Linked DNA regions of Mus musculus: all the other regions are linked to region 1. The links are chromatin loops, found by intact Hi-C in ENCODE. Cell type or tissue: gastrocnemius. All regions are shown on one strand.

What was found. Hi-C counts contacts between places; a loop is a spot of excess contacts. Peaks named below come from ENCODE experiments on the same cell type or tissue, not always from the same donor. Only the 100,000 strongest peaks of a DNase experiment are listed, where the experiment ranks them.
Region 2: it touches region 1 in a loop (4-fold over the local background); 19 of 42 quality-filtered maps call a loop at or near these places.
Region 3: a loop joins it to region 1, with 6 times the contacts of the local background. A loop is called at or near these places in 24 of 42 quality-filtered maps.
Region 4: it touches region 1 in a loop (5-fold over the local background); 19 of 42 quality-filtered maps call a loop at or near these places.
Region 5: a loop joins it to region 1, with 2.3 times the contacts of the local background. A loop is called at or near these places in 19 of 42 quality-filtered maps.
Region 6: it touches region 1 in a loop (4-fold over the local background); 36 of 42 quality-filtered maps call a loop at or near these places.
Region 7: a loop joins it to region 1, with 2.6 times the contacts of the local background. A loop is called at or near these places in 5 of 42 quality-filtered maps.

Annotation. Positions count from the first base shown.
Region 1 is chr11:94,483,989-94,487,988 of GRCm38, forward strand. Spata20 (spermatogenesis associated 20) reads right to left here and starts at 1,322. Exons shown (of 16, transcript NM_144827.4): 1 at 1,222-1,322; 2 at 929-1,111; 3 at 766-830; 4 at 499-653; 5 at 280-423; 6 at 1-162. The coding sequence starts at 1,298. In gastrocnemius, a CTCF peak has its summit at 2,252; DNase peaks (open chromatin) are centred at 44 and 2,225; H3K4me3 peaks cover 259 bases.
Region 2 is chr11:94,418,156-94,422,155 of GRCm38, forward strand. It overlaps Cacna1g (calcium channel, voltage-dependent, T type, alpha 1G subunit), which reads right to left. Exons shown (of 35, transcript NM_001177888.1): 26 at 664-815. Among named protein-coding and RNA genes, the nearest start is that of Gm51872, 14 kb to the right of the region's middle. In gastrocnemius, a CTCF peak has its summit at 2,384; a DNase peak (open chromatin) is centred at 2,353.
Region 3 is chr11:94,128,183-94,132,182 of GRCm38, forward strand. No RefSeq gene overlaps it. Among named protein-coding and RNA genes, the nearest start is that of B230206L02Rik, 3.3 kb to the right of the region's middle. In gastrocnemius, a CTCF peak has its summit at 1,610 (motif pointing right); DNase peaks (open chromatin) are centred at 514, 1,692 and 2,800; H3K4me3 peaks cover 367 bases; H3K27ac peaks cover 3,237 bases.
Region 4 is chr11:94,234,180-94,238,179 of GRCm38, forward strand. Wfikkn2 (WAP, follistatin/kazal, immunoglobulin, kunitz and netrin domain containing 2) reads right to left here. Exons shown (of 2, transcript NM_181819.2): 2 at 1,773-4,000. The coding sequence ends at 3,419. Among named protein-coding and RNA genes, the nearest start is that of Wfikkn2, 6.4 kb to the right of the region's middle. In gastrocnemius, a CTCF peak has its summit at 2,060 (motif pointing right); DNase peaks (open chromatin) are centred at 2,056 and 2,721; H3K27ac peaks cover 1,352 bases.
Region 5 is chr11:94,241,581-94,245,580 of GRCm38, forward strand. It overlaps Wfikkn2 (WAP, follistatin/kazal, immunoglobulin, kunitz and netrin domain containing 2), which reads right to left and starts at 999. Exons shown (of 2, transcript NM_181819.2): 1 at 775-999. The coding sequence starts at 969. In gastrocnemius, a CTCF peak has its summit at 1,754; DNase peaks (open chromatin) are centred at 1,398, 1,493, 1,917 and 3,459; H3K4me3 peaks cover 1,325 bases; H3K27ac peaks cover 1,556 bases.
Region 6 is chr11:94,338,449-94,342,448 of GRCm38, forward strand. Ankrd40 (ankyrin repeat domain 40) reads left to right here. Exons shown (of 5, transcript NM_027799.2): 4 at 1-73; 5 at 1,105-3,399. The coding sequence ends at 1,251. Among named protein-coding and RNA genes, the nearest start is that of Gm51871, 12 kb to the right of the region's middle. In gastrocnemius, a CTCF peak has its summit at 1,937 (motif pointing right); a DNase peak (open chromatin) is centred at 1,968.
Region 7 is chr11:94,401,976-94,405,975 of GRCm38, forward strand. No RefSeq gene overlaps it. Among named protein-coding and RNA genes, the nearest start is that of Abcc3, 11 kb to the left of the region's middle. In gastrocnemius, no CTCF peak of the experiment used is centred here; DNase peaks (open chromatin) are centred at 2,339 and 2,922.

The DNA.
Region 1 (4,000 bases):
TTCCTCATCATAGCCCTCATCCAGCTGCTGGAAGCAACGGCTGTTCATGGTGGCAGCAGAGGCTGGAATCTGTCTGTCACCCACGCTGATCTCAGATCGGGCCAGAAGGGCTGTGGTGACGCGCTGGCTGTTCTCCAGAAGGGTGTTCTTGTTCAGTTTCCACTACAGGAGGTGAGCACACACGTGGAAGTCAGCATACACAGGTCGGGGTGGGGATGGGAGGTGGCTGTGGTCTCTCAACCTGCACGTGGGCACCTTCCCTCCCAGACATCCACCCACCTGATCACAGATTCTCATCAACACTGTTCGGAAGCCAACTCGAGTCAAACCATCCTCTGGCGGGAAGTAGGTGCCCCCAACGAATGGCTGGAGGCCGGGGGTCAGCCACACATTCATTGGCCAGCCTCCTCCACTACTGGTGGCCTGGAAGAGGGAGGGCCAGGGTCAGGGGAGTTGCCGCGTTGTAGGTGTGACTAGACTGCCACAGAGATGGCTCACCTGCACAAAAGTCATGTATACTTTGTCCACATCTGGCCGCTCCTCTCGGTCCACCATGACACAGATGAAGTTCTCATTGAGCAGGCGCCCTATCTCTTCATTCTGGAAGGATTCCTCCTCCATCATGTGGCACCAGTGACAGGTAGAGTACCCCACTAGGAGAGAAGAGGGACAGGATGGCAGGAGGAGGTCCCCGGGGGACCCAAGGGACCACCCCCAACCCTCTGCCTGTCACTGAACCTCATTCTGGGAACAGTGGGTGTATACCTGAGAGAAAAATCGGCTTGTTTTCTTTTTTGGCCTTGTCGAAGGCTTCCTGTCCCCAGGGGTACCTAGACCCAACAGGAAGAGAGGTCACTCAGTAGCCTAGGGAGTCTCAGAGGATTAGGGACCCCAGATGCTTCAAGGGAAACCCTGGGATGGCTCTCACCAATCCACCGGGTTGTAGGCATGCTGTAAGAGGTATGGAGACTTCTCATTGATCAGGCGATTGACGGTCTTCGGCGGTGCAGGTGGAGGACAGTTAGTCCGGCTTGACTTTCCTCCAGCAGGCATGGGCGCTGAACTACTAACTGTAGTAGCACTTCGGTCCTTGTCCCGGGAAGAGCTGCCCCTAATGTGGGCAGATGGGTCACACAAATGAAGGCCACTTCCCCTTTGCCCCACCCAAATCAGCTCAATGGTTACCCAGCCACAAAGACCCCCACTCTTTGTCCAGCCCACCTTTCTGAACCACGGGGGAGACCGTGGCCTTTGTGCTCCCCCTTATGTTTTGGGGGTGGTGAGGAATGGTGGCTCATTGGGGGCTCCCTGCCAGGTTAGTCTCCCCCAGCTTCTTGGACCTGGCGGTAGGAAGGGTATCTGTGAGGTCAGAGAGGGTCATAATGAGTAGAATGGTCCATCCTGCTCTGTTCTATCACCCGTGGAGTGCCCCTCCCTGGGCGGTTGCACTGCAGGCATCCTTAGCATTCATGTGGGTGACTTAGGAAGGGAGTGGCTATTGCTAGTGTCTAGACAGGTCAAGAGGAATGGGTATTGGGTCCGGGACTGGACCAGGTGAGGGACAAGCAGAAGAAGTAGTCAGGGACTAGCCAAGAACTCCAGAGTACTTTGAAGGACCAGGTCTTACACTAAACACACACACACACACACACACACACATACATACACACAGAGGGGAAAGAGGGAGGGGAGAGAAAGGGAAAGAGGGGAAGAGAGATAAGAAAGAAGGAGAGGGAGAAGGAGAGAGGGACCACTCAGAATCAAATAGACCTATCTTAGGGAGTTCAACCTGGGAACGCAACTAAATAGCAGGCAGGGCAGCAACATGAGTTTGTGACAGGGTGCAGGGTGCTTCAAGAGAGGGGTTTGTGGACAGCACATCATTCTAGAAAGGCTTCCTAGAGGCGGTGCTAAAGTAGCCAAAGAGCTAGCCTGAGCTAATCCTGCAGCGGATAAGAAGGGTGGGGGAAGAAAAGGAGCCTTCATGTAGGGGGATCCGAGCAGACATCGCAGACTATGCCTGAAAGACGGACTGCCGCGGCGCCAGGCATATTGTAGTGTCTTGCTCATACCTGCCGCTAGCCGCAAGGCCCACCCCCACAGTGGGGCGACCGGAGGTTGGGGTCCAGACAGTCCCACACTCTTCAGTATAGCTGCTCCAATTCGGGCGGTAGGCTGCAGAAGGGCGGGCCCAGAACCCTGTCCTCGCCAAGTCTCTGGCCCTGTGGCTGGTCTCCGAGCGCCGCTCGGCGGTAGAGCGCGGAACTACAGCCCTGCCGTGCCTTTGAAGATCCAACCGTCTCAGCGCTTAAAATTCGAGTAAAATAAGCTGGGTTCCATTTAAAGTGCTGGCAGGAAGAGTGACCCTCGGAGCATCCAATACTTTTGCCTAGCTCTTTCCCCTTTTACAAGCAAGAGATAAGGCTCCCTTCGAAGGATTTGATCAGCCAGCCAAATTTGCTTGATCCAGCCTACCCATCCTCCCTAGAACCCACCCACTCCGAGAAGCCTTCCCAGAGTAGTAACACTGAGCCAATATGTCCTTACTGCATGCTCTGTTTGCTTGGTTCATTCACTTTATTCAGTCAATGACAAGCGTCCTCTGCTGTCTACTACTATACCAGGCACCGAACACCCGTGTGTTCCTCCCTACCCTTTTACTCAGAGACTAGCTAGTGAATAGTCAGCTACACACTGCGACAAGTACCGTGAATGGGTATAATCTAGCAAGAGACTCGATCCAGTAGAAGAGACACAGAGGAAAGCTCTGCTGAGGACATTATACTTGATTGGTAGCTATAAAGAATAAGAGTGCAGGGAGTGAGAGATGTAGCAGAAGAAACAGCATGTGTAAAGGTCCTGTGGCAGGTGAGGGTATTGAGACTGAGGGCCAGCAGAAGGCTAGTATAGCTGGAGGGCAGAGAAAAGGGATAGGTAACGAACGTGGATAGGAAGCTGGCTTAGTTAGCTTGCTATTGCTATGATGAAACACCATGACCAAAAACAACTTGGGGAAAAAGGGGTTTATTTTATCTTATACTTCCACATCATAGTCCTGTGTCCATCATCAAAGGGATGTCAGGGCTGGTATTCAAGGCAGGAATCTGGAGACAGGAACTGCAGCAGAAGCCACGGAGGAACGTTGCTTACTGGCTTGTTCTCCATGGCTTGTTCAGCCTGCTGTCTGCTAGCACCGGGGACCATCAACCCAGGGGTGGCAGGCGCTGTTCACAACAGTGAGCTGAGCCCTCAGACATCAGTCATCAAGAAAATGCACCACAGACTTGTCCACAAGCCAGTCTGATGGGGGCACATTTTCTCAGTTGAGATTTCTGCTTCCAAATCAGTTTAGCCTGGGTTAAGTTGACATAAAACTAACCAGCAAGGGAAGTTAGGTGAGTGGGTAGGACGAGGTCTGGGGCAGGGGGTGAACTCTGAGGAGGAAGCATTGCTGATGATAGAATCCAGGGCCTTATCCGTGCCTCAGCAGGAGTCACACCTTCTGAGAAAGGAAGTTCCTAATGACATAAGAAGAAAGCTGCAGTAGAACTTGCCTGCCTTGTTAGCCCACCCCAGACAGGGTATCTCTGTGTAGCCCTGGCTGACCTGGAACATGCTCTGTAGACCAGGCTGGCCTTGAACTTACAGAGATCCACTGTCTGTCTCCCGAGTGCTGGGATCAAAGGAGTGCGCCAAGGCTGCCCAGCCTGTTTTAATCAGGAAAGCATCCTTTTAGGTCTGGAATGGGGGAAAGAATGGAAGCAAGGTTAATGAGGGGGTCTTGGCAGCACACAGGGGAGACAGGAGGCTTATCAGGGGCTAGGGGTAAAGCTGCAGAGGAAGGGACTTTGAGGAGAGGAGGGTCAGAGTGAACAGTAAAGGCTAAGGCCTCACTCTGAAGAGGGGGAGCTGTAGGGGGCTAAGAGGTCTTTTTTTGACCTATTGGTCTGAATACCTTTGAGATGTGCAAATAGAACAGAGGGATTAAGGGCTTAATGAA
Region 2 (4,000 bases), 66 kb before region 1:
GCCAGATGCAGGGTTTCCGTAGCCCCAAGGCTGAAGCCTGCCCCACCCCTCCATCACAGTACCTCCCAGAGCTGGGAAGTAAGGTGATGCTGAGGGAGCCCTGTTTTCCCCCTTTCCTACCATGATGGCTGACCACTGGCCACTGTCCCATGACTATTCAAACCTGGCATCTAATTTCTCCTTGAGACACCCGTGAGAATGTGCCAGAAGGCACAGAACACTAAGACTGGAAAGAGGCTGGTCCATTATCAGTTCAACCTCCTCCTTGCTCAGATGGAGAGACTGACAGAGAAGGTATTTGAGAGGGGTGACTGGAAACAGATGAGTCTGGGGACTGAGAATGTCCTAGAATCTGAGTCTTGAAGGACAGACAAACATCAGTCTGTCTTCTTCACCTTCCAAGACCCAGAGCCACACAGACTAGATGCTCAATAAAAATGTGCTCAGTCCCCAGTTCCTAGCTGTGTGATATTGGTTGAGCAAACTAACCTACCGAGACTTAGTATCCTCCTGTATAAAACAAAGGTGACACCCACCTCTAAGAAGACTGCCGCAAGTATGAGGACCCACGTAGAGCCCCCAACACTTGTCTGACACCCAGAGGCTATCTTTACTTCGGCCTGGGAAGGTCTCAAGGCTGCTGGCCTCATCTCTTGATCTCACCTGGGGCTGCTGGTAATGTTCCATGGCCATCGTGACCACATTCAGCCCGATGACACCAGTGATGAAGAGGTCCAGGTAGTGGCTGGTACACAGGTGGTGGACGAGGAGCCGGAAGCGCGAGTAGTCAGAGTAGTAGGGTTTGCACTGGGCTTCTGGTGGGGGCAGGAAAGAGAGTAGAGTAGACATCAGGCACAACCCTCCCCCCACAGCCCTCCCCCCACAGCCCCTCCCTGCTGCCAGCCTCTACACCAGTGCTAAAACATTCCAGGTCACCACTAGCATCCCGACACCCATCCAGCCCCCTCCCCCACCCACTGCCCTATGCAGGAGCCGGCTGTTTTGGTCTGTCCCTTGTCAAGCATCTGCTCTACTGCCTGCAGTCAGGGTGGAATGGGATAGAGACATGCAAAGCCCCTCCTCTACATTAGACACTGGGTGAGCCCATATCCTAGGGCAGCCTCTAAATTATACCAGCTCCTTATAACCTTTGATTCCATGTTCAGCGGCAAGGTGGATCAATAAGATGAAAGACACCCCCCCCCCGCCCCATCTAATCGGGCTCAGAGGGAGCTCCAGCCACTAAGGCGAAGGCTCCAATGCTTTCTCCAAGCTCAGCCCCTAGGGCCGCCGAAGGGATTACACAGAGCTGGGATTTGTGATAGGACCGGAGATTGGAAATTGGACATCTTGGCTGCCTGCTGACCTACCACAGAGTCTACAGAGGACAGTGCCCCAGACTTCCCACAGTTTCATGTGGGGAGGGTAGAGGCGGAGGCTCAGGCCTCTGCCCTGTCCCAGACTCAAGCTAGGAAGGCAGCACCCACAGAATCACCCAGTTTCTAATGAGTACCCAGCCTACCCTGGGTATTGGGGCTGCCTGACACTGCAGGCTGGGCTGGAAGAGCTGTCTGAGATCTGTCATAGGCATAGTGTTTTTCTTGTAGTTAGCTGACCACTTAGAAAGGTCACAGCACCAGAAGGTAATCCTGCCAAGCAGGCAAGAGAAATCTGGGGGCAGATTTCAGGGGACCCTCCTTTTAGGTGCTGGGGTAAGGGCCAGGCCAGGGTGAGGGATACGCTATCTGGAAATATGCCAACAGACTGGTCTCACAGAGAGATACACGGAGGGAAAGCATGGGCAGCCTCAGGTCCCAGACAGCCCTTCCCCTCTTAGGAGGTCTTGGCAGAAGCTAGCCAGGGAGGCCTATAGCCTCTGAATACCATGCCAGGAACCAACTGGCCCAGGGGTGGCAGAAAGCTTTGGGTCCAGGCCAGCTCAAATACAACTATCTTTTCCCATGCAGAGGATTCCTTCACAGAGAGGTAAACTGAGGCAAGGACTGGCCTGGGGGGTGAGTCCCCACCAAAAGCCAAAGGAAGAAGAGTGCCCAGAAGTGGCAGGTTTGGCTTCGAGACAAATCTGCAAGCCCACCTGACCCCTCTCCACATCGGCCTTGAGGTGTGGATAACCAGGGCACAGGTGCATCTCAGAGGTGCCTGAGGTCATCTCTTTGTTCTCAGAGTGGGCCAGCCAAGTGTGGCTTTGTTTGCTCAGGTGGCCTTCCTGACACCCAAGAATATGGGGAGAGGAGAGGCCAGAGGCAAGGGATGCCATGAGCCCACAGGTCATCCACACCCGATGGTGGGGAGTGGCTAGGCTAGCCAAGGCCTCTTCCTTCCTTCTTTCCTTCCTTCCTTCAGTACCATGAGAACCAGAGGGCGCTAGTCGCCCTGTTTTGCCTCAGCAGCCGGAACTCTTTCTCTGCATTAATCTCCATAAATGTCGAGAACACCCGATCCCATTATGCTAAAATATGAATGGAGAATTAACTAAAATGTTTGAATACAATTAGGTTAGAAGAAGCTGCTCCTTATTAGCCCCGTTATTAGTTGAGACAATGTTGAGGGGAGGCTGGAAGGGAGAAGTCCCCTTGACCCTCCCCACCCCCAACCCCTCTTATCCCACCCAACCTGACTATTGTAGGCACATCAGGGCCATATAGAGTTATCACCAACAACAACTCTGCCTTCCAGCCTTGCTTCGGGAGTCTGGGTGATGGTGGTGGGGCCGCATTCAGCCAGGGACCCTCCAGGCAACTCAGAGGAGAGGGGGAGTCACGGCTGGGACAGGGCATCTGTTCATAGCTCCAGGTCCCAAATACCCTTCTGACTGCAGCCCCCAGCCCAGATCGGCAGGCATCAAGGAAACCCTCCGTTAGAAACACAAGTCCAAAGAGCACCAAACCAACTAGAGCCGCTTGTCTGCCGGCAGCCTCTCCACCATTCAGAGAGACCCAGCAAACCTGTGACCCAGCACCAGAATGAGACAGCAAGACTCCAGCCTCCCTCCTGATCACCCGGCTTCCTTTCTACGAGTTATCAACTGCCTTGGGTAGAGTAGAGTTCAGAGGGAGACAGTGGGGGAAAGGCCCCAGGGCCCCTAGGGAGACCCAGGGGCCAATGAGGAGAGCTGGAGGAGCTGTGGGTGACAGCAACAGGCACAGTGAGTTAGTAGAGGTCACAGAGAGCCCAAGGCACAGCCAGGGCAGACAGTTTGCAAAAGAGAAAATGGTAGGAAATAGGCTTTTAGCTGGGGTACAGGGCCCCACAGCAAAAGCCGAGCTGCCAGGGATCCTCCTGGCCTGGTGGGAGGGGAAAAAGAGGGGGTTAGTGGAGATGGAGGTCAGAGCTGGCTGAGGACAGGAAGCTGATGCTGGAGGTCAAGTGTCACAGGACTGGTCTTGTCACCTAGCAGTCCCAATCTCTCCCTTCAGACCTAAGCGTTTAGGCCCAGTGTCACTTGCTAATCCAACTTTTCCCTTTTCATTTCCCCTTGCCTGGGTGATAACTCCTCTTGGCTACAGAAGGGTGGATGAAGACATGTTAGCAGGAAGTGGGGGGTTACACATTTGACTCCTAGAAAACCCAGATGAGAGACTTGGCTGTCACCGTGGAAGGGAGACTAGCACACGGGTACCCTAGCATCTGGGAAATTCAGATTATTAGAAATTCAGGACCAAGACCCCTGTGGGAGACCTTAAGGATGAGTCCCAGGATGTCTTGTCCTGTCTCTCCGCATAAGTCTTACTCACAAGAGTAAAGCAAGCTCTGGTATAGACCTTGAAGAACCCCAGGCTCTGAGAGGAGGGATATAAGAGGTTTTGGGGACCATCTAGAGTCTGGGTCACTGTTACAACCTAAGAGAATAAATAGTACGGGTGCCAGCAGGAGCAGGCCAGGGTCCCTGGGGAAAAGTACAGAGTGAGATGGCCGGTGTGTGCTGAGGCGTAGGTATGGTGTGCCTTGGTGGCTGTGCCTACACGTATGTGCTGATTAA
Region 3 (4,000 bases), 360 kb before region 1:
TGGGAGCTACTGCACAACAGGGTTGTCCCTGTTTTCATCTCAGAGTTACCCCGTGTTCTTATCCTCAAGTTGGTACATTTGCTTTTGAGAATGAGAGCAGCCTAGCTGGAGTCCCAAGCATCTTGTTTCCTAGGAGACAAAGCTTTCTTCATTCTCGGCCAGTTATCCCCTACCACCACCTCAACTTCACAGTCCTTATTTTCTGATTCAAGGGCAATTGAAGATTAGGATACCATAAACCTGGTGCTACCTTAAAGGGGTAAACAATATTTCCCCTCATGAAGCCTGTATTGCTTGGCGAGACAATTTCTTATAGTTTTGATAGGAAGAGGTCATTAGCTTTGTGCCTAGTGTCGTTTTCATGGCATGTAGTTTTTCTAAGTATGTGCCCATAAATTGATAGGAGACCTGCAGAGAACCCCTGTGGAGAGCACTGCTGAGCTTATGTTACCCAGAGGCCTGGCCTTGGACACACAGGCCTGAGAGAACAGAAGGCAGCTCAGTGCTTGGTGAAACCAGATTAACTGGGCATGGAGCCGCTGCCTGTGGAGGCAGATCTGCAACTGGGCCCCGGTCAAGTGTTCATCCTGAAAATTAAACGCAGGAAGATTACATTTTACATCTAAGAGCGACTTTGATTCCTCTGCAGCCAGAGAGAAGCCTGGGAACAGTGGTGACGGTGACAGTTGTAGAAACCGTTCACGCATACCTGACACCTGTTGTTCATGACGCTTTGTAACAAGAACCAACCTCAGCACACGCGTGGCAAACAGACACAGAACTAAGGAAAATTAACATAGGCACAACAGGGAACTTGGGGAGTAGGGTCCAGAAGGTTCCGATGCCCTTGGTAGGATTTTCAAGCCTAGCATCACTCTTCCCAAGCAAGAAGGCAAAATTGTATCTTTGGAGATATCAGCAGGGCATCTCAGGCACAGACACCCCAAAGTAGAGTAACTGTTCAGAAACCAGGTTTTCCTCCTTGTCACCACAGTGATGGCCTCCAGAACCTGTGTTGCAAAAGCCCATGAGATCATTTATCACTGAACAATTAACAAGACACCCGTATCCTTCTGTGCAGGTGCCTCAGTTTCTTTTTCCTATTGCCCTTTGCCAACAAGCCTACCTTCTTATACCATTGACTCATCCCAGACAAAGATCTGTGGTTTGAGTTCCAAATTCTGAAGTGGATTTTCAGCTACTGGCTCTTCACGCTCTGGTTTGGTCTGCACCTGGGGGAGCAGGCGTGCATGCCTGCATCCGTGCGAGCACACATGCCATCCATGCTGCGGCTTTGGAGAAGCTGCCCAGAGGTCTTCACAAAGAATTAGGAGCAGCAATGTAAGGCATTCTTCACAAAGAGGTGGCTCTACTGCCTGGGAACATCTCAGGCACTTGTGTTTCCTCAGAGACCTTGGAGACAGGCAGAAACTGGGCAAGCATCAACACCTTTAGACGCCTTCTTCCTAGGTCCCTTTAACTGAGATGGTGGGATGAGAAATGAAATTTAAGGAGGGGGAATCCTTGGATAACAAGACCCCACCTCTTCCAGAGCAGGAAAGGAATGGGTGATAAAGAAGACCCACTGTGCTATGAAGAACTGGGGCTATTCTCCCTTTTCAGCACAAGGTGGCGCCATTCTGATCTTAACCTTCCAAGTGCCAGTGAGCCAGAAGCCAAGCGCAGCAACAGCAGAGATGAGCCTGTTCAGGGCTTCCCTTGCCCCGGCAGTGCTTGGCTTGCTCACTGCCCTGTTTCTCTTCCTCATCCCTTCAGTAGGGGAAGGAAAACACCTCTGCTCAGCTCTACCAAGGCAAAGCCTAGGCATCCAAGCATGGGGCTGCTACGGAGGTGAGCGGGTTTCGAGATGGGTACAAAAAACATTGGCTTAAAGGATTTTTGGAAATGTCCACATCACGATTTCTGGTCTTTGAAGTTGCAGACGAATTTCTGCTGCCGCCTGCCTCTAAAGACACTCAAGGAGATGCCATGGAGTCAGCTTAGTGAGTTGCTTCAATGGAGACTTTATCCAAGCTGATAGCAACTAGGAGTTACATAACTCAGCAGGTCACAGAGCTAACTAAGCCCATTACAGGCCATCAATCCACAGCTATTTCCTGGCTTTTATAGCTGCTGCTGGAAAGAAAGGAGGGGGTAAAGATTAGGGGGAGAGCATGTGTCTGTGTGCCTGGAATAACCCTCCAAGGTCACACTCCCCTCACCTCTCTGCACTTGTCACAGGAACCTGCTAGGCCACTGCCCTTGCCACTAAGAGACTCACAACAACCCTCCAACAACCCTGGTGCTCTGTGTGGCCAGAACTTTAGCTTGGTCTTTTTTTCTCTCTGAACCTTGGTTTTCAATTCTAAAACACAACAGTGCTGGACCAGATGGGTTGTAGGATAGCTTTCTGCCTTGAAAAAGATTCTCAACAGCCGGGGATGGAATGGGGTGGGGGAGTCCTCCATCTGTAATGGGTGTTACATGTTAGTGGATCTTCCTGAGGGTAAAGAAGATGAAGTAGACATCACCAGAAGGTTGGGGTAGGTGAGGTTTTGACTGTTGGCCCTATGGAGGGAGACGAGCTTCACCAACATTCAACATTCCCTCTCCAGGATGCTAACACAAAGAGAGCATGTGTCACACAGCTGGCTAAAGCAAGCACAGGCTGAAGGATGGGGCATCTCAACAGCAGGGATTGGCAGCCCCAAGCTCAGGGAGTTTAAGGTTCAGAGGACTCACAGTTATTCCAGATGGATGGAAATGAATGCCCCAAATAACATTGGAAGTACCCCTAGGGAGGTAACTCCCCCCTACCATCTGGTACTGAAAACTCCACCCTGGACTGACCCTGTGCAGTCCAGATCCCCCCAGCTGGCATGACCTGACAACATGGGCAGAGAAAGGGAAGAGCGAGGTAAGTTGCTTGGGACAGAGAGTTTTGTGTCAGGAAATGACAGAGAAGCTGGGGAGGGACTAGATTAGCCGGAGAGTTGGGGGTTCATGCAGAGACCCCTTTCAGGCAGAAGTCAAATTCCCAGACCTTCTTTGGAGGTCCTGACCCAGTACAGAATGACAGGAACAACCCTTGGGCAGGAAGGCCAGTCCTTCACTGTCCCTCCCCAGCTCCGGGCCGGGCCGATACAGATAAAAGACTAGAAGATGAGGGTGGCCTGCTGGCTGCAACACTGAAGCAAGCTGGTAGCCATGCCCCCGTACCTCCCTCCCACATCACTCACACACACACACACACACACACACACACACATACACACACACACACACACACACACACACACACACACACAGTGGCAACATAATGGAAAGAAAGGTAAAGATTAAGCGCCATGGAGCAAATTTCCATGAAATGGATGTGACCCCAAACAGAGGTGACCCCTGAGGCTAGTGGCTTTTCTAGAACTCCAGACCCCTCAGATCCTCACCTGCACTCAGGCACTCAGGGCTTCTCCTTCCTCCAGGGGTCCATCACCATGGTGAGGAATGCGATGTCCTCAAGACGAGACAGAGGGTGAGCCTGTATGAGTCCCCAGCCCCACAAGGTAGGCAGTTCCAGAATGGGATCTCAGGGTCACTGTCAGTTACCTCGGGGCAGACACCTGGGTTATCTGAGAGGCTCTGATACCAAGGCTGTATAAGACACCCTAGCAGAGCTCTAGAGGTCAGGCGGAGACCCTAGAGACCATTTGGGGACACCAGGGAGTCTCAGGGCACTGGTTTACATAGGAATGGTGTTTGTAGAGGCCAAAGGAGAACATGTGACCACTAGACAGTGCTGCAGAAGCTTCCTGGCCCTGACAAGGTATTCCTGCCTCTGCTCCTCAACAAGTTCACCTCCCTCCCGGGGCTGCAGGCTGAATCTAAGGAGAGCTGAGAGAGCCATTTTGTACCTCACTGCTCTCAGCTTTCCCCTAATGAATTCAGTGCCAGGGACTACATGCAGATCCAGTGGACAACAAGGCTCATGAAACAGGATGGGGAG
Region 4 (4,000 bases), 250 kb before region 1:
GTGTTTGGCCCTGGGGTCCTTGCCCAGGGAGCCTCAGAGGGTCAAAGGACCACTCTAAGCCAGGCTATGTTCTTACAGGGTAATGGGTTGGATTCCAAGTTTCTCCAAGTGCTATGACTATGCAGGCATCGTAGTGGAACAAACCTGTCATCTCAGCTCTTGAGAGACTGAAATAGGAGAATCACTAGTTTGAGACCAATCTGGACTGCGGAGTGAGGCTGAGGTAAGTTTATGCTACACCGAGAGACTCTGTCTAGAGCAAAACAACAAATCCAGGGCAGAGGAGATGGCTCAGTGGTGAACACTTGCCTCATAACCACAGGGACTTGAGTGTGAATATCTCGAACTCACAAAACGCCAGGCGCGAGGTAGCACGTTATCTGTAACCCCAGTGCTCCTGTGATGAGATGGGAGATGGAGAGTCTCTGGAAGCTTCCGGGCCAGCTGTGTGGTGTATACAAGTCCCAAGTGAAAGGGGAGGGCAGACATCCGAGGCTGTCCTCTGATGGCCACACGTGTCCCTGCTTTCACACACATGAGCATGCGTGTGAGTGTGCCTATGCACACAACACCACCACCAGCAACACGATGAAAGTAAGTGCTCTTCCTACTCTTTGTGCGGGCTAGACATGAAGAGGTTCAGAGACAGCAAGTTAGTGATGGAGGATGGATTCAGGTCTCGGCGAGCCAGAGCCTCCTGGGCTAGGTAGTTTCTGTGCTGTCAACCCCCCCTGAATTTCCCTCTCTACCAGGGGGGCAGAACAGCAAGCTGGACTTAACCGTGGGGTTTAGACTCTTCTTTGTACACGTGAACTAAAGCGGCAGGTGACAGGTGAGGCTGGGGAGGAGGCATTTGCCCTTGGGCTCTGAGAGTATTTGTTGGATATTGTGGCCTAGAAGCAGGTTCAGTCGGTGTCCCCAGGCTGCTATGGACAGAGTGAGGCAACAGTCCTCACCCTCATTGGACACCTGACTAGGTTGGGAAGTGATCATCGTTCATGTCATCCCGAGGGCTAAGTTCCTTGCTCAGTGTCCTTTAGTGATGGTGTGGCCTTCCCACTCCCTGCCCCCTCTTCTCTTAGAAATAGAAGCCCCTCACCCACCCACCCCCAAGCCTTTAGGTGAAAGAGGCTGCTCTAGGCCAGGCTGGGCCTGGCTTGAATTCCTCCTTTGGGTATAGCCCCGAGAACCCCATGGAAATGCAAGGGAGGGGTGCCTCTGTTGAGGATGAAACAGGCTGTGGGTTCCACACTCTTGATTGGGTCTGGGGAACAACAGTAAGTCTCCCTGGGTTCAAATGCACGACTGCCAGCTTTGTCAGAACTCGGGCACCCTGAGGACGCTGGAGAGCAGGCCGCTTCCTGACGTCCCTAGAAGTCACAGCAGAGCATCTGCCTGCCCTGCTTTTGTCCCTCCCACCTTCACACTTAGACTCCACAGTATTAGAGGCAGGAGGATCTTGTCTGTGGCCCTGATCCCTGCTGTCCCCCACAGAGCAGTTAGGCCACAGGCCGGGGCCATAGCGCTCCTTGTCTACGAGTGTGGAAAAGTCACCCTGCCTTCTTGGTTAGGTTTTCTCCCGGTTACCTCATTAAACTCTTCAGAGTGTGGTTAAGGAGCCTTATATTTCATAGGGGCCCTGAGAAGCTACTGTGTCCCTTCACGGCCCAAATATGGTGCCATTGACCGAACTTCCCTCCTAAGAGGCCACCAGAGTCAATGACATGATCACCGCCCCTTCCTCACCTTCCTAAAAGAGCCACACACGTAGAGCAGTTGACACTATGAAATTTTATTTATTATCGTCCTCCGTATATTTGAGGAAGCCATTAGGGCATCCCACAGTGCTTCCTTTGGAGGGATGTCGAAAGAATGAAGGTCTGAGGAGGGAACAGGGCAGATGCAGAGATGACAGAGGGGTTCCAAATCCTCTACACAGTGCCTTTGTATCTGGGACCAGAAGAAACAAGTGATCTCAGAGCTGCCATCGCCAAGAGGCCCCTCCCAGGCCCCACCCAGATAGATCTTTCCTCCTGATCCCTGAAGGTGCCCATATGCACCACTAGATGGCAGCATCAAGCAATGTTCATTCTCCCTGGGCCCACATCCTCTCTGGTGCCTAGGCTGCCCCCTGATCCTCCTGCCTTTGTCTTCTTTATTTCTCTTGCTACCAAAACAGATCTTTGGGCTTTTCCTAGGAAGTCCACAGCACATGAAAGCACCTGGCTCATCAGATGAAAATGCCTAGCCGCTGTCAATCACCCACTGGCGCCTGGGGGAGCTGAGATACAGGACGGCCTTCAGACTCGGCCAGTAGAGCAGAATCAGTCTCTATGGTCCTAGCACCTGGCACCCAGGAAGTGTTCACTGAGCTGAAATGTACAGAAGCACACAAGCAAACCAAGGCAGCTAAGGAAAGAAAACATGGATTCGCTTGGTGTGGTGACACCAAAGGCAGCCGGCCCTTCAGTCTCCATTAGGAGAAGTTAGAGCCTAGGTTGAAGCTTTGGCTTCTTGATGTTCACGACCCTTGATGTGGATGGTCTCTGACTACAGCCGTGTAGTGGGGCGGCACACAGTAGGGCAGCTGTCTTAAATGACCCTCGAACTCTCTTATCTCTCTCTTCCCACATACCTCCTATACAAGCTAAACCATTCTACAATACAGATGGCATCTCCTCCTGACCCCAGGCTAGGCGACTGGGCAGAGGGGCATGGGTCAGCAAAGGGGGACGAGACTGCCCGAGGGAACCACCCATGGGAAACAACTTACCTATGCCCTTTCTTCCCCCTGCCAGCCCCCTTCTCAGCTATCAGAGATACAGACCTTCTAGCCAGACGTGGTGGTGCACGCTTTTAATCCCAGCACTTGGGAGGCAGAGGCAGGCAGATCTCTGAGTTCATGGCCAACCTGGTCTACAGAGTGAATTCCAGGCCAGCCAGGGCTACACAGAGAAACCTTGTCTGGGGTGGAGGCTGGGGGCTGGGGCAGAGATACAGACATTTTATGGAACCCAAAGAACCTGTCAGGTTCCCCGACTTCCTTTAGCTCACTGCTTTCTTCTAAGCCCAGGGGGTACAACCACTCTTCCCACTTTGTTCACAATAATCTAAGGCACAGAGAGGTTAAGCAACTTGTCCAAGGTCACAGCGCTGGTAGTATGGGAAGCGATGGGCCACAGACCTCTAAAGGGGGCTAGTGCTCACTACCATTTTCAAAGTGAGACCACGGACAGGCAGAGAGAACATAGAGATGGTGCTAAAACTTCGGAGGCTTTACGGGTGGCTTTCTCCCCACATATTAGCTAATGCTTCTTTCCTAGCCAAAGCTGTCTAACCTCAAGTCACCTGGTGGCTGACTGAGGGCAGGGGTGGGTGGGTGGGTGGGTGGAGGAGGGTCAGGGTAGACGAGCTAGCTTCATTGCAAGCCCAGGAAGTCCTTGAGGACGTCACAGGTTTTCTTGTACATGACCTCACGGAGCTTCCTGACCCGCCGTGTGCTCGATGCCCCCACAAAGCTATCGGGTCTCAGCATGGCCATGCCGCCGTCCACCTCCCCCATGATGATGAGTGGTGTCTCACCCACTGTCACGTTGGGGCAAGGACAGGTCCAGTCTACATGAAGCAGGGTGACTTCCAGAGGCTCCCGGCCCAGAAACTTGAGGCCCATCTTCTCATCTTTTAAGACCTCATCCACGGTCACCAGGGCACGGCCTGAGTCTTGCTCTTCGGTCAGCTCAGAGACCCTGCCCAGGATGACAAAGTCACTCCGACAGAAGCTGGTAACAAGTTTTTGCCGGGGCTTGCAGGCCCGGCAGTGCTGGTTACCCCTCGGGAAGGGACACGACTCCTCACAAGCCTCACGGCTTTCAAAGTTGTTACCGTTGCCCTCACAGCCGCCATAGACGAAGGACTGGCATAGGCCTGTCTGGCTGTTGTAGGCCCAGCGTGGGACATAAGCTTTGCAAGGCCCTTGCAGGGCAGGCAGGCTGCAGATGGC
Region 5 (4,000 bases), 240 kb before region 1:
GGAGACTCTGAGCTACCCTCAGAGACGGCCAGCCTGGTAGTGGCCACACCTAAATCAGGCACGAGTACTATGATAAACCAATGGGCAGGAGTGAACAAGGATGGCTCTTAGAAGAACCCATCTGGTAGCCAGGGAAGAAGGTCTGGAGGTGGCTCTTGACTACAGCAGCATCCACGAGGGAGGAGCATGTGGGGATACTGAAGAGTCAGAGAGGTGATAACTCAGTTCATTTCCCTCCCAGGAGACTTAGACTGCGTGTACAGATTGGCTCCTGCTCACTCTGCCCAGGAGTCTCATTACTGTACGGCTGAGTTCAAACCTGAGGAAGAGCCTAAAAGCCTGGTGAAACTAATTGCAACAATGTGTCAAACAGACATATTTCCAAGCCAACCTGTCCTTCCCTGGCTCTGGCATCACTCTGTGTGAGCATCCATCCTCTACCTGTGAGTGGGCAGCTGAACATCCACTATGCTGTCATGTTATCCCATGCTGCGTGCCTTGTATGGTGCTAGCCCACAGCAGCCCTCAACAAACACAAAGAGGAGAGTCCTCAGAGATGGATTTGGACACTACACCCTCTTCTTCTAGGCCTCAGCTGTGATAGGCAGACTCAAGCCCTGTTTGTCTCTAGGTTGGCAGCGTCTGTGTCCCTTTATGTGCCTGGAGTCACTCCTGAGTCGTCGTTCATCCCCACCCACCCCCCTCCACCATAGCTCCCATACCATCACCAACCCACTCAAGTGGTCCATCTTAGGCTTCAGGAATCTCACTCACCTGGTCTGTTTCACACTCTCGCTTGCAGGTGCTCTGGGCATCCACCCAGAGGTTGGGGTTCATGTCGTTGGGGCAGATGCCCGCATGGGAGTATCGGATGGGTGGCAGTGCTAGGCCTCGAAGGGGAGCCTCGAGGAGCAGCAGCAACAGCAGCCCCCAGTGAAACCAGAACCGATGATACCCTGGGGCACACATGGTGCCGTCTGCAGTGGTCAGAGGGTACCCCTGTAATGACACCAAGAGCTGATGCCCACGGGGGCCTTCTTCTCCAGGGCTGGCAACACCTGCCCTTCTCACCCTAGCAAGTGAGCCTCTCCTTGCTGAGCCTGCTTGCTGGCTTCAGCTGCTGTGACTGGCTCCACCAAGTGCAGCCTGCTGGGCTGTGAGGCTTCAGATAAAAGAAAGGTCTTTGGAAGGAAACTCTGTTCCCCCCCACCCCACCCCCCACCCCGGGTGCGTAGGGAGAGGAACACAGCAGGGGCTCGAGCCTGGATTTATATCCTGGGCGCACCACCCGAGTGGGAGCGAGCTAACCCGAAGCCTGTCAGAGGCAGGCTGCTGGCGCCTCTGTCCCGTGGCTGATCACAGACGTATTGCAGAAGGGGGGAAAGCTGGAAGCAGTTTAGGCAGCGGTCTCTGGCACGGTGGGACACCTGCTTGTTTTTGACTCCAGGAGGCCTTTAACCCCTTCCAGGGACAGAAATGGCATGTGCTTTGGGGGGAGCTGGCCCCAGGACACGCACGCTCGCTGTGAGGCAGGTTTGTTTCCCTTTCCCCACCTCCTTGAGGCCAGGCCCCCCTCCTCCCCTTCAGCCACCTCTAAAGAACACACAATCGCTTGTTATGAGGAAGGACCTGAGCCGCTGTGTTAGCGTCGCCCAGCTCGATAGTACATTTGAGAGCAAATGACGTGGAAAAACAAGTTCACGGCCATTCAAGGGCGGGCCCAGGCAGCCGGCGCTGTGCTGTGTAAGCTGACTCCCACCCCGGGCACCAAGTCCCCTTGTGGGGGGTATGCACACGGGCAGCGCCACATCCCTGAGTTACAGGGGTTACCGGCAGTCCATGTCTTAAGTTCCAACTTTGGTGAATTCCCCCAAAATCATTCCAGAGAGACATACCAGATACCAGATATGGTCTGGCTCCCCCGGGGGCTGCTGGGACGGATCACGTTCCTCATTCCTGTCTCTACACACTTGTGGAGGAGTCCAAGAAACTGGTGCAGCTACAGTATCCCAGGACTCCACTACACCAGCACCGAGCTGTCCTCGCCAGTGGCCACGGTGGCCCCTGCTTGGTGAGCCCTTGGGTGTTAGGCACGCTATGGACACGTGGTTCTACCTCCTCCTGCCACACGGAGTGAAAGGCTTCCGGTGGAAGAACACAAGCAATTTGCCTAGGGTCCTCAGAACCACCAATCATATCATAATCCTTACACGCTCCCAACCCCCTAATGCATCATTCTGTTTAATCCTCACAGCAAGCTGCACCTCCAGTTTGGACTTAAGCAAAGGATGGATGCACAGTGAAGCCAAGCAACTCACCCTGTGTCACACAGCCCCGTTAACATAGGAGGCAAGGGCAGCAGCTTGCTGGGTGTGGGCAGGGCCTTTTGAAGCCACCCCTCCCCCATCCGTTCGCTAGAACAGCTATCAAGGTACAGCCTAAAGTCGGTTTTGTTTTGTTTTGTTTTGTTTTGTTTTTACAGAATGGTTAGGAAGTTCTTGAAAGTCAGGGGTTGTACTTGTGGGAGGCCTGGGAAGAGACCTGTAAGTAGCCAGGAGGTTAGAAGCCCTTTCTATCCCAATAGATTGAGGGTATCTGATTTCGTCATTAGATGCTTAGGGTGATGAGAAAAGGAACTCTTGAAAGAGAGAGGTGCCTTTTTTAAGGATAAGCCAAACAAGGATTAGAGGGTAGCCTGAGCCACAGTGGGTAGAAGACAGGGAAGTGGCTGAAAGGGGTTCAAGGCCCCCAGCTGCTCTCCTGATAACCATGACTCCCCATCCAAGAAGACCGTAAAAATCACCTGCAAGAGCATCTCCTATAGTCTCTTCCTCTTCCTAGCACGGGGAGGTGCTGGCTTTTGTCCCTCTGAGCCAATTCCTTCCCACTGCCTGCTTCTAGGATCAGTCTTCTCCTTCAACGTCAAAGCGCTAATGAAGGGTGTCAGGTCTTGATCTGCTAAGTTATCAGAACAAACCTCCCTCAGAGGAGGCCATTTCCAGTAATGAAACCAGACAGCAGGCGATGCCGGCTGCTTTGAATTCCCTGTAATTTCATAAGCTGTGTTTGTTCCTGCTGCTCGAAGCAGGAGCCTCTCTACATAGCCCTGCCCTGCCCATGGCTTGCTCGGTCGGCTTCCCTCGATGCCACAGAAGGAAACAGACAGTGACAGGTTTCCAGGCAGCACTTAGAGAAAGTGTCACAAGACATTATGGCCAGGACAAGCATCTGCAGGGAAGATGCTGGGTGTCTGAGGGGTCTGCAGAGGCCATGAGAGATTCTGGTCCCTACTCCCCATTTTCAGGGTTGGTGGGAAAAGCCTTCCACCCAATTTTCAATGATGACCCTCCTTCCAGTCCCAGGAGTTACCTGTACAGGAATGGAAGCTGAGCAGGAAAGTTAGGCTGGGCCTGCCAAGTAGCTCCACAGCCTGGAGAACAAGGCCCAAGCCAAGCCTACCCTGCTGTGAGCCACACCTGTACTTTCTGTACTATGAAGTCTGGCAAGCTCCCCCCCCTCCAAACCCCACGGAGACCTCCCCCTCTCTACCTCTGCCCTGAAGCTTGTTTCTAAGGCTATTCTGAAGTTCCCACCAACCCAGACCTCTCTGTGACCCAACCCCACTCACACCCAGTCCCACCCTGCACCAAGTTCCTCACTGGGAATGGATGTCGGGCTAAGCTGCTGGGCAGAGGCCTGGCCGCTGGATGTCTCCCAGCTGTCGTTGACTTTTTCCCAAGGACATGGGGTCCAGCTTAGTTTCTCCACCACTGAGTGTGAGAGGCAGAGAGGGAGCCCTGGGTACTGGTCTACGCTAGAAGAGCCATAACGCAATGCCCTTCACACTCCTCTGTTGCCTTAGGAGCTGCTCAAGGGCCCTGCTGCCAGGAGGCCACCATCTCTCTGACAGTGAACTTCCGGTGATCCTTGATCTCGGGTTCACCCTGATCTTCCTGAGCCAGCAGGGTCTTGACAGGACAGCACAGCTGACCCTATTACC
Region 6 (4,000 bases), 150 kb before region 1:
CTGCTGTGAGCTGGGTGTTAATCCAGACCAAGTGGAAAAGATAAGAAAGTTACCCAACACTCTGTTAAGAAAGGTAAGGAAAGTCTGCTCAGTGTGAGTGGTTGCTGTTTTCATTTCAAGCACACTTAACTTCTCCCTTGGTTATTGAGCCATAGCTTAAGTGGAAGCCAATAAAAAGGACAAAGGAGAGCCAAGGCCAAGGCCAGGTTAAAGCTTGTGCTTGCTATGTGCAAGGCTCTGAGCTCCAGCTCCAGCCTTACTGTAATCACTCCATAAGCTTTCTTCCCCTTCCTCTGAGTCCACAGAGAAGCCCCCACCTTACTCATGTATTTCTTTCCAGGCAGGGTCTTGATGTGTAGCCCTAGCTTGCTTGGTATTTGTTGTGTGTCTCAGGCCAGCCTTGGATTTATGGCAGTCCTCCTGCCTCTGCTTCTTGCCTGCTAGGATTAAATGTGTGAACGATCATACTCTAATACACTGGCACTTTTGAAGGTTGGAAGATAGCAGGATGTTACATGGGCCTGTTTCAGTTGTTCCCATAGTAACCTGTAGCCTTATGCCATATGATATGCGGCCCACCTGGCATCTTTGTGATGCTCCAGCCAGCTATGGGCTCTCCAGCATCAAGCTTCTGGCTTCTCTAAGTTCCTGAGGAAACCTGACACTCACCTGCCTGTCCCTTTAGGGCATTCTCATCCTGCAACAGAGACAGAACTTTCTCCTTCTTGTTCAGATTAAATGTGGGGGCTGATCACTGCTTAGCTGTCTCAGGGATTTAATTTTCCTTTTAGATTAAAGATGAACCAAGACCCTGGAATTAATACAACCAACCAAGCATAGACACAGACTGCTGCTATTGCTCTGTTGCCTTGGGCTGGCAAGTTGGCTCAGTGGGTAGAGGCACCTACTGCAAAGCCTGAAGACCTGAGTTCTGTCTGTCCCAGGGCCCCACATGGTGGAAGGAGAGAACCAGTTCCCACAGGTTGCCCTCTGATCTCCACATGTGCATTATAACACAAATGTGTGCACACAAAACGAACAAATGTAATAAAGAGCTAACTAAATGAAAAGAAAATTTTAATCCATTACCCGGTTTTGTTTCAGGACAAAGATGTTGCCCGACTCCAGGACTTCCAGGAGCTGGAACTGGTTCTGATGATAAGTGACAATAATTTTCTGTTTAGAAACGCTGCATCCACACTGACTGAGAGGCCTTGCTATAACCGGAGAGCTTCAAAACTGACGTACTGATGCAGCAGGGACTTCATCACTGAGTACTGTGACAGTATGTGTCATCTCTGGGCCAAAGGACAAGCCATTGATCCCAAAGCCTCGTATGCCCACCAGGGCCCCTGGTGCCACTGCGTAGTGTTCACTAACACCCCGCCTCACCAGGCAGGAGCCCCGACCCCCCAGCAGCGGTGCCACTCTTCCAAGCCTCTTGGTGCACAATAAACTATTGCTGAATCTTTGAACAGCTGGAAAGTAGTCTTGAGAGGCAGAAGCCGAAGGTTCGAGAGCCAGTGTTTAATGTGCAGGATCTAGAGAGTTGTCAAAGCAGAAGCTGAGAGCGCAGACCTATTTCTAGCCACTCCTGTTGACAGTGCGCCTGAAGGGCCGGGCGTGCCTCTCTTGGTGTTGCATGCTCGTGACACTCAAGAAATTTTGAACTGATGAGGGAGGAAGACTGGGGAAAGAAAGAAAGCACACACAGGTACTGGACAGAGGGATTCTGGTATGACCTGTGGCTGTGAGGTCTCATATAGCATATTTATAAATGTTACTCAGGTTTAAAGTATTTAAAATATAGTTACCTAATTGTAAATAGGCTGTTAACCAAAAGAGCTTCCCCTCCCCCAGTTTTCTTTTATGACCACTGATGACTGCGGCTGTCTCGACAGTCATCTTCACATCTGCTCCCCTCCACAGTCACTAGAGGGCTCTCTAATGCTTTCTAAAGGAGCCACCACCTGCTCCGTGGCCACTCCTGTCACCCTGTCTAATTGCACCATTCAAGAAGAGCACAGGCGCTGTTGGACAAGGCGCCCACCACTCTCACTCCCTCCAGGAACAAAGAGCAGCTTTTGAGCCCGGACTTGTTGCTGGTTTAAAGGTTATTGTGGGAAACTGAACTAAAGGAGTTAGCATCTTTATTTTTGTATCAAAGATAAAGGTTATTTTGAAAATTATTAGGGTTTTTACATAACTCTGGAATCTGTTGCTTTTATAAACAAATTGTTCAATTTTAGGAATTCCCCGTTACCTCCACAGTCAGTTGTGAGGGCCTGATTAGACTCTGGAGCATGGTGTACGACTCTTCTCCAAGAGCGCATGCAAGAGTCTCCCCCCCTCAGCCTCATTAAAGACGAAAAGCCACCTCGGTTTGCTTAACTTTAGATAGATAGGACCTGGCGCACACAAGAGCAGGAGAACAGGGCTGGAGCAGCTGTTGACGGGACCCCTGCTGTCTTAAGCTTTTCCCCATAGTGCCTATAGTTTCCAAAGAAACTTAACTTCCTGGGTATTAACTTAATTTTATTAGAACACTGCAGTTGACTGAAAACATGCAGATGCACTGGAAGAGAACCTTGTGCTGAGGTAATGGCCTCCCACTGCCGCCTGAGTGCTGAAATGAGCTTGAGGTGTTCTTCAAAGCCAGTGTCACTGTGTGGGTCACTGTGAGGTGACTGCATGGTGCCTGGCCCTGGCACAGCTGGTGACTTCCCTTGTAGAGTGTTTGCGTAGTGGAGTGGCTGTGGCTCACCACCCCCTTTCCCAAGTGCTTTAATGAAGACACCTCCCTTGTGTTTCAACCAATCAGAAACTACTTTAACTAAATGTACTAACCTTTTTCCCTCCTAATTTGCTTTGAAAAAGTTTAGTAATTCAATTAAGCGTGATTCTATCTTAGAAGAAATAAACTCAGTATTAATTCATGTCTAAATCACTGGGGTTGAGACTCCTTCAGCCTCCCTGGTTGATTAGAGATTCTGAGAAGCAGTAGAGCTGGCTGGGAGGTGGGCTACAGAGGAGCAAGCAAGCACTTCAGACTGACCAAAGGTTGTGGTGGCCCACATGGCTCTGCCCAGTGTCCTGTGCTTTGCCACAGTCCTCTGGGGTCAGTGTCTCGGGCAGTGGGATGGAACTGTGTGATTGCTCTTAGGTGAGTTCCGAGTCTTAATCTATGCATTCAGAGAAATATTTTTATATGCGTTGTGTAATTTATAACAAGGGGTTTTCTTTTAGGCTTTGTTAACTGAATGCTCCTCTCCTCCTCCACTGCATAGTTAAAGCATGTGTTCACACTGTGTAAACATTCACAGAAGACTTTTCCTCGTGTGTTGTTGACTCTTTAAACATAACAGGTATTATTAAAATTAACTGTTAACTGACCCAGCCCATTCTCTCTCGTTTTGCCCTCGTTTTGCCACTGTATTCTAATCATAGAGGGTTCAAATTGCTGTGAAGTCCCATGGGGCTGGCGCTGTGGAGGAAAAAGAGGACCAGATCCCCAGCCGAGTGTCTGCCACCCCACTGTTGCCTGCCTCTGCCCTGTCACGAGTGTCACTGTCTCACCCCGTGGGTCGTGTCTGGAGATGGATTCTGTGTGATGTCTTCCCTCCCAGTCACTTGGTTTCCCTGGAGTCGCTGAGCAGCTAGATAGAGGTCATCCCCTATTAACCACAGTTTTTGATTATCCTATTTACTTGACACAACCGAGCCTCCCCTTTGGGCTGTCGGCACCTGTCATGGCCTCAGTGAGTTCAGAAGCGAACTCCCAAGACAGGAGAGGAGGCACAGCCCGCCACCTTCAGATCTCTAGCAGGGAAGGACGCTGAATGAATCTCCTGTTTGGTTTAGGCCTCCCAGCACCTCACAAAGCAGACGTCATGCCAAATTGGCCTAATAAATCAGCACAGCAGAGACCTTTTCTTAGCACCAGGGAGAGGCAGAATAATTTGGGCATTTGTGCTCTCATACTTGCTCTATCAGAAGGATG
Region 7 (4,000 bases), 82 kb before region 1:
CTGTAAGCAGCAACAGACCGGCATGTATCCACCCACCCCTGGAACTATAAACTATATTGAGCAGTGGTAAGCATTGTTCTCATAAGGGCTTGCCAGCCAAAAGGTGATATTTCATAATATTTGATATAACATCTATTTATTCATGGGGAAAATGGCCTTGGCCCCCATTCTCTTTAATGCTCTTTAAAAAAAAATCTTTAAGCAGGAAAACAAGAACCCTTCATGACTGGGAACTGTCTTCTCTAAAGAAAGGATATGAGGTTAAAAATTCTCCTGTTTGGGGCTGGCGAGATGGCTCAGTGGTTAAGAGCGCCGACTGCTCTTCTGGAGGTCCCAAGTTCAAATCCCAGCAACCACATGGTGGCTCACAACCATCCGTAATGAAATCTGATGCCCTCTTCTGGAGTATCTGAAGACAGCTACAGTGTATTTACATATAATAAAAAAAAATAAATCTTTAAAAAAAAATTCTCCTGTTTGAGAAGCCACTTCAAGACATTTTTGGAAGTCATTTTGTGAGTACGGATTACCTACTGGCAGAAAATGAGGCTGAGGGAATACAAGAATTTTAGTAGGTAATGATTTTCCCAGAAGTTCCCCTCTCCTCTGTTGATAATACTTTACAGCTCACCTAACTTGGTTCCAAAGAATTAAGAGCTTCCACTGAACCTGTCCTACGCACAGCACAATCGGGTTACCAATCCCACCCTGCCCTGCCCAAGTCTCTTTCAGGATGCCAGGGGCAGTCCTTTTGAATAATGCTTAAAAGCACATAAATGTCTTCTGAAGGCATCTTAGCTCTGATACTCACAAGCAGAGTCATTAACTAACTGCTGTGCATGAGCTCAAAATTCAGGGGACAGAGAGTTCCCCAGAGTGAAAGCAAGAGCTTTCCCCAGACTAAACCAGCCTGGCGAGAAGGAGACCGATTTCCTCAGCACCTATCGGAAAATCCCTGTGCTTGTAGCTCACTTACCAGCAACTCAAGTGGGTAGCTGGGTGGAAGAATGCTTCCTCCAGCAAGGCGTCCAAATGTGGCTATGCCATATAAAAGACTAAAGACTAGCTCTTGGTGCCCTTTACCCAAGAGTGGGCCTCATATTTCCGCCTTTCCTGTCCTAATCTAATTTAGTCTAATCTAAAAGAAGACTAGTCTGAAAGAGAGTAACATAATCTAAAAGAGTCTAAAAAGTAGATTCTGAACAAAGGCCATCCTCTCTATTGAGCAGCATAGTAAATCCAGTAATGAAAAAGAGGGAGGAACCTTTGTCTTCATCTTTTACAGGATTCCCATAGGGAGAAAAATCGTCTTCCTGGCCCTACTGATTCAGAACAGCACACAGAGCCACAGTCGAATATTAGGAATCTGTACCCACAGATTTCTGCGGGAGAAGGAGGAAGTGACGTTGCTTTCAACCCCTCAATGTTTCCAAGCGAATGGTCTTAAACCTGGTTACCACATCTTCCATACACATACATTGTTCTGAGTCAGGGGCATGAAAGAGTCCCAAAGGGAAAATAGGGAACATGGTACATTGGGATGTCCAAAGCATAGCAAGAGTGATTACAGTCTTTGAAGGTAATTCTGAATAGGTTGAATGCGCAGCCTGTGGGAGAGTGAGTGCATGGTTGTAAATAATCTCAGAGAATATGGTTAACTTATTACAGATTGGGTGAAAGTTTGCTTTGTATAGGGAAAGTTAAAGCAGCATTTCTCAGAATGTCATTTCCCTAGAAGGTAGGTAGTGAGGCCACCGTGTCACGAGGAACAGTCCCCAAAGTGAGCAAGGCCCACTCTGCCTTTGAGTATTCAGAACTAAGATATTTCTATCGAATGGGATGATGAGAGGAGCAACAAGGTTTGAGCTGAGGCATAGAGGGGAACAGAGTCTGGTGACCAATGCCTCGCCCTGCTTTTCCACCTGGCTGCGATTCCAAACTAGATGGACTACGCATGCGCTGTGTCTCCTCCGCCAGTGAGCATCTTGAAGGAGTCCCGCGTCAGGAATTTCCTGGCAAGAAAACGGGCAAGAGAAGAAAAAGGGAAAGGCAAATCCAGAGTGGGCATAGCAGCAGGAGCTAGAAAGAAGCGCAAAGGAGACAGGAAGACCTAGGCACAGGAAATGCTGCCTGTGGGCAGGGTGGGTTGGATCTAACAAAAGGGACAGTGTAGAACCAGCAATGTGACCCCCACCCCCCATCTCACTGAATGTTTACAGACCTTTAAAGTTTGTGAACACCCCTAAATTATGCACCGGCGCACACCCTGCTTCCCCCTTCTGGCTTCCGCCAGACTTCAGCCCATCTGGATCTGCCTGGACCCCTCCCAGTCTCAGCAAGTCTGCCCTCTGCCCCAGCCTGCTCCCTCATCTAATTGGCATGCAGGCCAGGGCTTGGCTACTGCACCCGATTTCAGAGTTTTCAAAGTAATAATTAATAGGATCTGTGGGTCTCAGCCAAGCTCATACACTGGGATAGGAGCTAAGGCACGCAGAGTGTGGGGTTTGTAGCAGACTTCCCTCCTGGACTTTACTGGGCAGCTCATTCCTTGATCCACTTTATCCTGCCCTACAGATGGGATCAGTAAACAACTAGATTTGCTTTGAGAGTTAAGTCCCCTATCCAACATGCCACCTCGGTCTGGGATTAGTTTAGTGGCCTTAAGGGGCCTGTTGGCACCAGGGACTCACCCTCCCTTTCCACCTGGCTGTGGCTCCCCAGCGCTCAGATGGTGTGTTCTAGTCTGTGGTTCCACACAGACAAGTTCTTCACACCGTGAGCTGCTTCCTCTTTTGGGCTATACAGGGCATCTGTGTGTGGACGGATCCACCACAGTTGGTATCTTCTTCCCAGATTTATCCCTCTTGCAGAGAAACCCTGGGTGGCACCAGCTGAAAGTGCTCTGTGCTGCCACCTGGTGTCTAACGCCCTCACTACATGGCTGTCACCAGGTGGGGCAGGTTGGCGCCTCAGCAGGGGAAACCATAGGGCACCAGACAACGTTGGGAGAACGGATGAAGGTGAGGCTGAAACATATTTGGAAAGTGGGTAGAGGCCCGGGTGGGAGCATGAAAGAAGGGTGGAGACCGTGGTGATTGAGACAAGCAGGTGCCAGGGGTTCAAAGGGCAGAGCGAGCCATTCTAGGGAAGGACATTGCCTGGAAACCTGGAGTGACTGCAGAACCTGCATTACCTTGGAGGTCAAAGGACACCACCACAATCCCTATGGCTGGGATCATGTTAGAGGCTAGTATCCCACCAGGTGGGAGGCCGTGGACCCTTCTAGCCCACTGACTATGCCACACAGAGAACACATGTGTATTTCTATAAACCCAATGTGACCGCTTCAGGAAAGGGTCCCCTAGCCTCCTTGCAAAATTCTTTTCATTTTGTAAGCATGGATCTTTCCATCGCTTCCTGTTTCCTCCGCAGTGAGAACAGACTGAGATGGTGTGGGCTGCAGAAGGCCAGCCCTAGAGTCAAATTCTGACTGTGTGACCTCAGCTCTTAACTTCTATGAACCCACCACTGCATGGAAAAAAAAAAAAAAAAGCTAGCCGGGTACTTCCCTGGCTTCAGCCCTTGGAGGAGCGAGAGACTGCGTGTGAGCCTCAGGTTTGTTTTTAGCACCAGCTCAGATCACTCCTTTTTTTCCCAGTTCCCCACCCCCAGACAGGCCTTTTCCTGGAGCCTTGGGGGTGGAAACTGAAGCAGCCAAGCCCGAGGTGGAGGCCTGGGGCTCTTGACACAGTTTCTTCTTTGAACCCCCAGGAAGAAGACTGAATGAAGGCAAGAAGGCAAGGCACCCAGGGAGAGAGAGAGGGAGAGAGAGAGAGAGAGAGAGAGAGAGAGAGAGAGAGAGAGAGATGCTCTAGCTTCCAAAAGCACCCCCCCCACTACCCTTGTCTCAGAAGCCCCTGCGTTGGAGGCCCTAACCAAAGACCTGCTGTCTCCCCAACCCCACTTCCCCAAGATCACCATGCACCGTTCAGACTCAGCG